Linked DNA regions of Homo sapiens: region 2 is linked to region 1. Evidence: read pairs that join two places in POLR2A ChIA-PET (ENCODE). Cell type or tissue: OCI-LY7. All regions are shown on one strand. Links, peaks and the distances in the headings refer to the core of each region. The heading gives the core; the rest is flanking DNA.

Evidence for each region. ChIA-PET counts read pairs that join two places held together with the same protein. Peaks named below come from ENCODE experiments on the same cell type or tissue, not always from the same donor. Only the 100,000 strongest peaks of a DNase experiment are listed, where the experiment ranks them.
Region 2: POLR2A ChIA-PET joins it to region 1 with 14 read pairs; 2 of 35 experiments call an interaction of 5 or more read pairs at or near these places.

The regions. Positions count from the first base shown.
Region 1 is chr6:107,785,900-107,788,819 of GRCh38, forward strand. All of the region lies in intron 1 of SCML4 (Scm polycomb group protein like 4), which reads right to left. Among named protein-coding and RNA genes, the nearest start is that of SCML4, 37 kb to the right of the region's middle. In OCI-LY7, for the core only: no CTCF peak of the experiment used is centred there; a DNase peak (open chromatin) is centred at 1,502.
Region 2 is chr6:107,679,780-107,682,699 of GRCh38, forward strand. It overlaps LOC124901367 (a long non-coding RNA gene), which reads left to right. Exons shown (of 2, transcript XR_007059694.1): 2 at 337-2,920. Among named protein-coding and RNA genes, the nearest start is that of SCML4, 140 kb to the right of the region's middle. In OCI-LY7, for the core only: no CTCF peak of the experiment used is centred there; no DNase peak of the experiment used is centred there.

The sequences.
Region 1 (2,920 bases), core at 178-2,677:
CCTGCCTGACAGCTCCTCCGCACCTCACCCTCACTAGCTCCTTGCAGCCTAGTACTCCAAGGGGGCCTTGGGGTGCTCCCATTTTGCTACCAACCCTAGAGGACATCTAGGACAGCTAGGCTGAAGGCTCCCCTGTGTGCAGCCCTGCAGTCCCACTTTCCCTACTCCTAGCTCATTCCAGAAGGCTTTCATTATTATTTCCAAGTCTAAGAAAGTCTTCTGGAATAATGAAACTGACCTGCTTCTAATCTGAATCAAAGCTACAATGAGAACTCAAGTGAGTTGGATCGCAGCAGGTCTCAGAAGCTTCTAATCTGGGGCCCCCACTCATGGTTTTGTCTAAGGTTGGAGTCAAAGAAGAGGCATTACTTGTTCTTTGCTCAGCAAGAGGGAGCTTATCCTCTCTCCCACCAGTGTCAGTTTCTGCCTGAAATGTGAGTGGTTTCCCCTGGCTAGATGAAAAGGAGCCACCTACAAAAATTTGTGTTTCTCAAGGAAGTGGCTTTCCAGAGGCTCCTCCCCCACAGTCTTGCCTGAAAATTGCTACTTGGACAGAATCTTTCTATTCTACATCCTTTCTTGTGGCTGTAATTGACCCATTTCTATCACAGCACCTACAACATGTTATTCTGTTTATTGGCATCCCTGTCTCTCTGTTCTAATATGCTTGAGCTCCTTGGAGAAGGCTCTGTGTCTTCTTCCATCTATCCCCACCTGGTTCAGTGTCTGGCACATCTTAAGGATTGACAAATATTTATTAAATAAATGATGTATGAACAAATGAATGGACGATCAGTGTCCCAGCCCTCTTCCAGGACTCCTCCTATTCCTTAGCACTGAGGCAGCAGAGTCCAGCCCAGGGTACTTGTCTTTTGTTTTTAGTAGTGGCCACCAGGCTCAGAAATTTACCTGCAGAGGACTCAGCAACCACTTTCCAACAACAAGGCCACTGCAATAAGACGCAGAGCATCCCATGCTGCCAAGATGGCTCTTCGCCTACTTCATCTCTTTTAATTTTCACAATGGTTTTGAGATAAGCATTACTGTCCTCGGATTTCCAGATGAGGAGCTAAGGCCCAGAGAGGCTACATGAGATCACCCATTAGTGGGCAGAGGGTAGATTCCACCCCAGAGCTCTCTGCATAACTCCCTACAGCTGTCTCCCTGTGTCGGCCCTGGACAGAATTCAGAGAGCTGGCAACAGAGCTGGCTGGGGGACAGGAGAGAAATCTGATCCTTCAGGCCACATCTCCATGTCTCTATAGGATATAAAGAAATGGGACTGATACAACATGAAAGCTTGGATGGTATAAAGTAACCCAGTCAACTCTCTGGGCATGAAATAACCGGGTGAATAGAACAACATAATTATTTATTGCCTACAGAGCTGATCCGAATTTTTTTTTGAAGATTGCTAAAGAGTGGTTGCAGGCAGCAGTAAGACAGCAATTGCTGCGAGACACTTGTCTCTGCTAAGGAGGCAGCAGCTGCGACTGTCACTCAGCCTCGGCACTCACATCCCACAGTGTAAGGAAAGACACCTTAGAATGCAGCTACACACACACATATATATATATTTTTGCAAACCACTATTTCCTGTTTTGTTCTCTATTTATACTTTACATTTAGTTTTGAGAAAGCGCTGGTGGTTTGGTGTTTGGGTTGTTTCTAGTTCAATCTTTATCTATAAAGCAAATTCTCTTTTCAAGATGATTTTTTGTAATATAAACCAACAGTATAGCTAGATTCCTTTCACATACTTTGCTAATAAAAATTCTTACAACTTCAACAATAAAGCAACAAGATTCAAATAACACAAATCACAACTCTCCAAGTCGGCACCTTGCCAAGTAGGAATCCATTCACCAGTCTTGCGGGGGTGGGGTTGTGAATTCTTCAAGGAATTCCAACAGACATTTTCACACAGATTTTCAGGCATATAGATGCTCATCCTGAAGTACAGAAATGTGTAACTATGATACCTTCATATGATACTCTTTGGAAAACACTGAAGTATCTAAAACACTTTGTTACTGCTATGTAATGACACATAGCAACCCAATGTTTGCCCTCCAAGAACTGTCTAAGAAAGATACCACCTCGGACCCAGGGAACAATCAGCAGAAAATAAACATGAAAACAGCACCAGGACCAATGCCTTCACCTCTTGTGCAGGTCAAGGAAAGATGCATTTAGAGGTAAAAGGCAAGAGCAAGTGCACAGTTATCGTGAAATTGATTTTGTTTCTCCACATTTGGTAGCTGAAAGCTTTGCTTCCCCAATAGACAAGGACCATGTTTCTGCAAGGACCAGGAAAGCTGGCTTTGCATTGCAGTGGGCAGTAAGCAGAATAGCAGAGTGACTCTTGGGTATCAGTGTCCTGCCCTGTCAAACGGAGACTTCAGTACTTGCCAGAGCCATGTCACCAGGCTGCCATAAGGATCCCATGAGAAAATGACCATGAGATCCTGTCATAATTGGTAAACCCTGTGTGATACAAATTACTATTCTTCCTGGGTAATTATTTTCTTTTGTTCTCTTTGTAGAGAACAGAGAGTCAATAGAAACTCTATTTCCAACCATCTTGTTTGCAGTGTCCCTAAAGGCAACATAAAGACAGATCATTTCTTTTTATTTGCCAAGCAAAAGAAATACACCCATCCAGACAATGCGACATTCCTCATCTTTTTCTACAGAGCATCACGTTAGTCTTGTCTCCCATCTAGATGATGCCCATCTCATGGGGGTGAAGCTGCTACCAACACCCTGGTATTAGGGAGGGTTTTAGAGCTCTCTAGAAAGCTGTGAGCCAGGGAGGAAGGCTAGGGTACTGGTGGTGCCTGACACTGTCGCCATCATTGTATGTACAGTCACTACACACCGGTTTATTCTCCCCTCTTATTTCACAAAGAAAAAGCCC
Region 2 (2,920 bases), core at 186-2,685, 110 kb before region 1:
TCCTAACAGACTTGTGGCAGAATAGAGCTCCTGTCGTATGTGCACTGGGTGGACTTTTGTTTTTGTTTGCCCAGCCTTCCTTTCTTCTCTCCTTAGATGACAGCACACTTTATTCCTTTAGAGAATTGCTCCTCCATGCCTGTGTCCTAGATTCTGATGAGGCCTCCTTCCCTGTACCCTGCCCCATCCCTCAGCTACAAAAATGGGCACATGGCCCAGGCTTGGCCAATTATTCCTTGGCTTTAATGACTGGTCCTCATGGTGGACAGGAGGCTCAAGTTGGTCCAATCAGAGTTCTTTCAAGACGGTGAATGCGCTCCCTTTCTTTCCTTGCAGATCCTGAGCTGGAGCAAGGTAAGTCTGGAACTGCCTACTGCCAGTTTTCCTTTCTTTGGTCCTACCCTCTGGAGGGAGTTATTTGAGGAAAGGCAGAATGAGATCAACACAAAGAGAGAAGCGGAGATGCAAACTGCAGGTATACTTTGAGTCTCCAGATCCACGCTATTCATTCCAATTAGATAAGCTATAAATAACTCCCCTTTTTTGCTTAAGCTACTTCGAGTTGGGCCACCTGACAGATTTGTATCTGCTGAATCAGGTCAGGACTGAGGGAGTTTGTGCTGCCTCTGTGTTCTCAGTTTACTAATCTCACCTACAGCGTGACACAGCTGTGGCTGTTGGTAGTGATGGCTCAAACCAGCTATCCTCATTCACTGGTGGGCAGGAAGCAGGTGGGACCCCTTAAAAGAGACCCCAGCCCAGTTAGTATAAAGAAACCTCAAGGTTCTGTACTATGATAGTGATGAACACCTCAACTGATGGAAAGTGACACTGTAAAATCAGCACACATGGGAGGGGGTATGTAGACGTTGGTGTCCTTTTATTTATTGCCTGGTGAGCTTAGAAAAGGATAATATCTTAAAGGGGGTTCTCCGTCAAAATAAGCCATTGTAGCTGAGAGTTATTTAATAAGGGAATAGGGAAGGGAGGTCTACTTTTCAGTAAGAGAGAGCCTTGTTTGCACATGATGTCCCTGTCCTTCTTCCCACCAGAAGGGCAGTCACGCTGGAGGACAGCTGGATTTAACGTCCAAGCGTACATGCTCTGTGCAGGAGAATGATGTGATCTAACAAAGGCTGGGGCATATGTCCAGTGAACAAAATGATGATTTCAATTTATTTTTTCTTGTGATGCGTAATAGCTTTAAAGACCATTTCTGCACAAGGTTAGCAGAAAAGTTGCGTGATTTCTCTAAGGCCAAAGAACAAAGGTTTTCTTTGTTTTTGTTTTTGTTGAGAGGGAGTCTGTCTCCATCGCCCAGGCTGGAGTGCAATGGCGTGATCTCGGCTCACTGCAACCTCTGCCTCCTGGGTTCAAGCGACTCTCCTGCTTCAGCCTCCCAAGTAGCTGGGATTATAGGTGTGCACCACCACTCTTAGCTAATTTTCCTATTTTTAGTAGAGACAGGGTTTCACCGTATTGGCCAGGCTGGTCTTGAACTCCTGACCTCAGGTGATCTACCCACCTTGGCCTCCCAAAGGCTGGGATTAAAGGCGTGAGCCACTGCACTCAGCCTTAAAGAACAAAGTTTTAAAGAAATATCTTAATTTTTCTGATAAAAAAAGTACAAGCAATTCTTTTAAAATTCAATAAAAATTAAGAAAGCAAAGATCATTTAAAATTCTATCACTCAGAGATAAGCACTATTTATATTTTGGTGTATTTCTCCCATATATATTTCTATCAAACGGCAAGATTAGAAGCTGACTCCAGACCAGAATTAGGGTCTTTTGATGCCTTTAAGGATATTTGTTTTTTATTTATTATGACATTTTAAAATATAATTATAGAAAATAATGTGATAAAAAGCCGTGGACCCAAAGCCCACATATAACAAAATTTAGCATTTACTCTGTTTACTTTGGATGACTTTTTGTTTTAAAAAACACAATACTGCAGATTGTTTGATCCCTCACGCCCACCCCATACTCTTCCCTGATCCCATTTTTCTTTCCTGGCGTTAACCATAATCCTGAAGTTGGGAGTATCTTTCTGTATTATGGTTCTCCAGAGAAAAAGAACTGATAGGACATATATATATTTGCAGAGGTGCAGAAAAAAAGGAGTAAAGCCCTTCTTCCTCTACTCTTTGTTCTATTCAGGCCCTTAATGGATTGGGTGGTGCCCACTCACACTGGGGAGGACCATCTGATTCAAGTGCTGATCTCATCTGGAAACACTGGCACAGACATACCCAGAAATCATGATTAATCTGGGCACCCCATGGCCCAGTCAGGTTGACATATAAAATTAACCATCACACTTTTTTACATGTGGTTTTGTTGTTGTTGTTTTTAGAGACAGGGTCTTACTCCGTTTTCCAGGTTGGAGCGCAGTCGTGCAATCATGGCTCACTGCAGCCTTGAACTCCTAGGCTCAAGCGATCCTCTTGCCTCATCCTCTCGAGGAGCTAGGACCACAGGTATGCGCCACCACATCCAGCTAATTTTTTAAAAGTTTTTTGTAGAGACAGGGTCTTGCTCTGTCACCCCAGCTGGTGTCAAGCTCCTAGTCTCTCTCATACATGTTTTTATATTTTTCTATGTATGTATGCATACTTAAACAATACAACGTATCATTTTTTGCCTTTAAAAAATTTTTAAACAAATTATATTAATATGTGTGTCTTCTTCTAAAACTTTCTTTTTTGTACTCACCTTTATATCTCTGACATTTATGCATGCGATACATCTATTATCATTTAGTTACTGTATACTACCATTGAATGAATATATCAGAGTTCATTTATCCATTCCTTTGTGAATAGACTTTTAGGTTGTTCTATGTTTTGCTATTTCGAACAATGTTACCATGGACATATTTGTCCTCACCTTGTGAACACCTGTGAGAATTTCTGGAG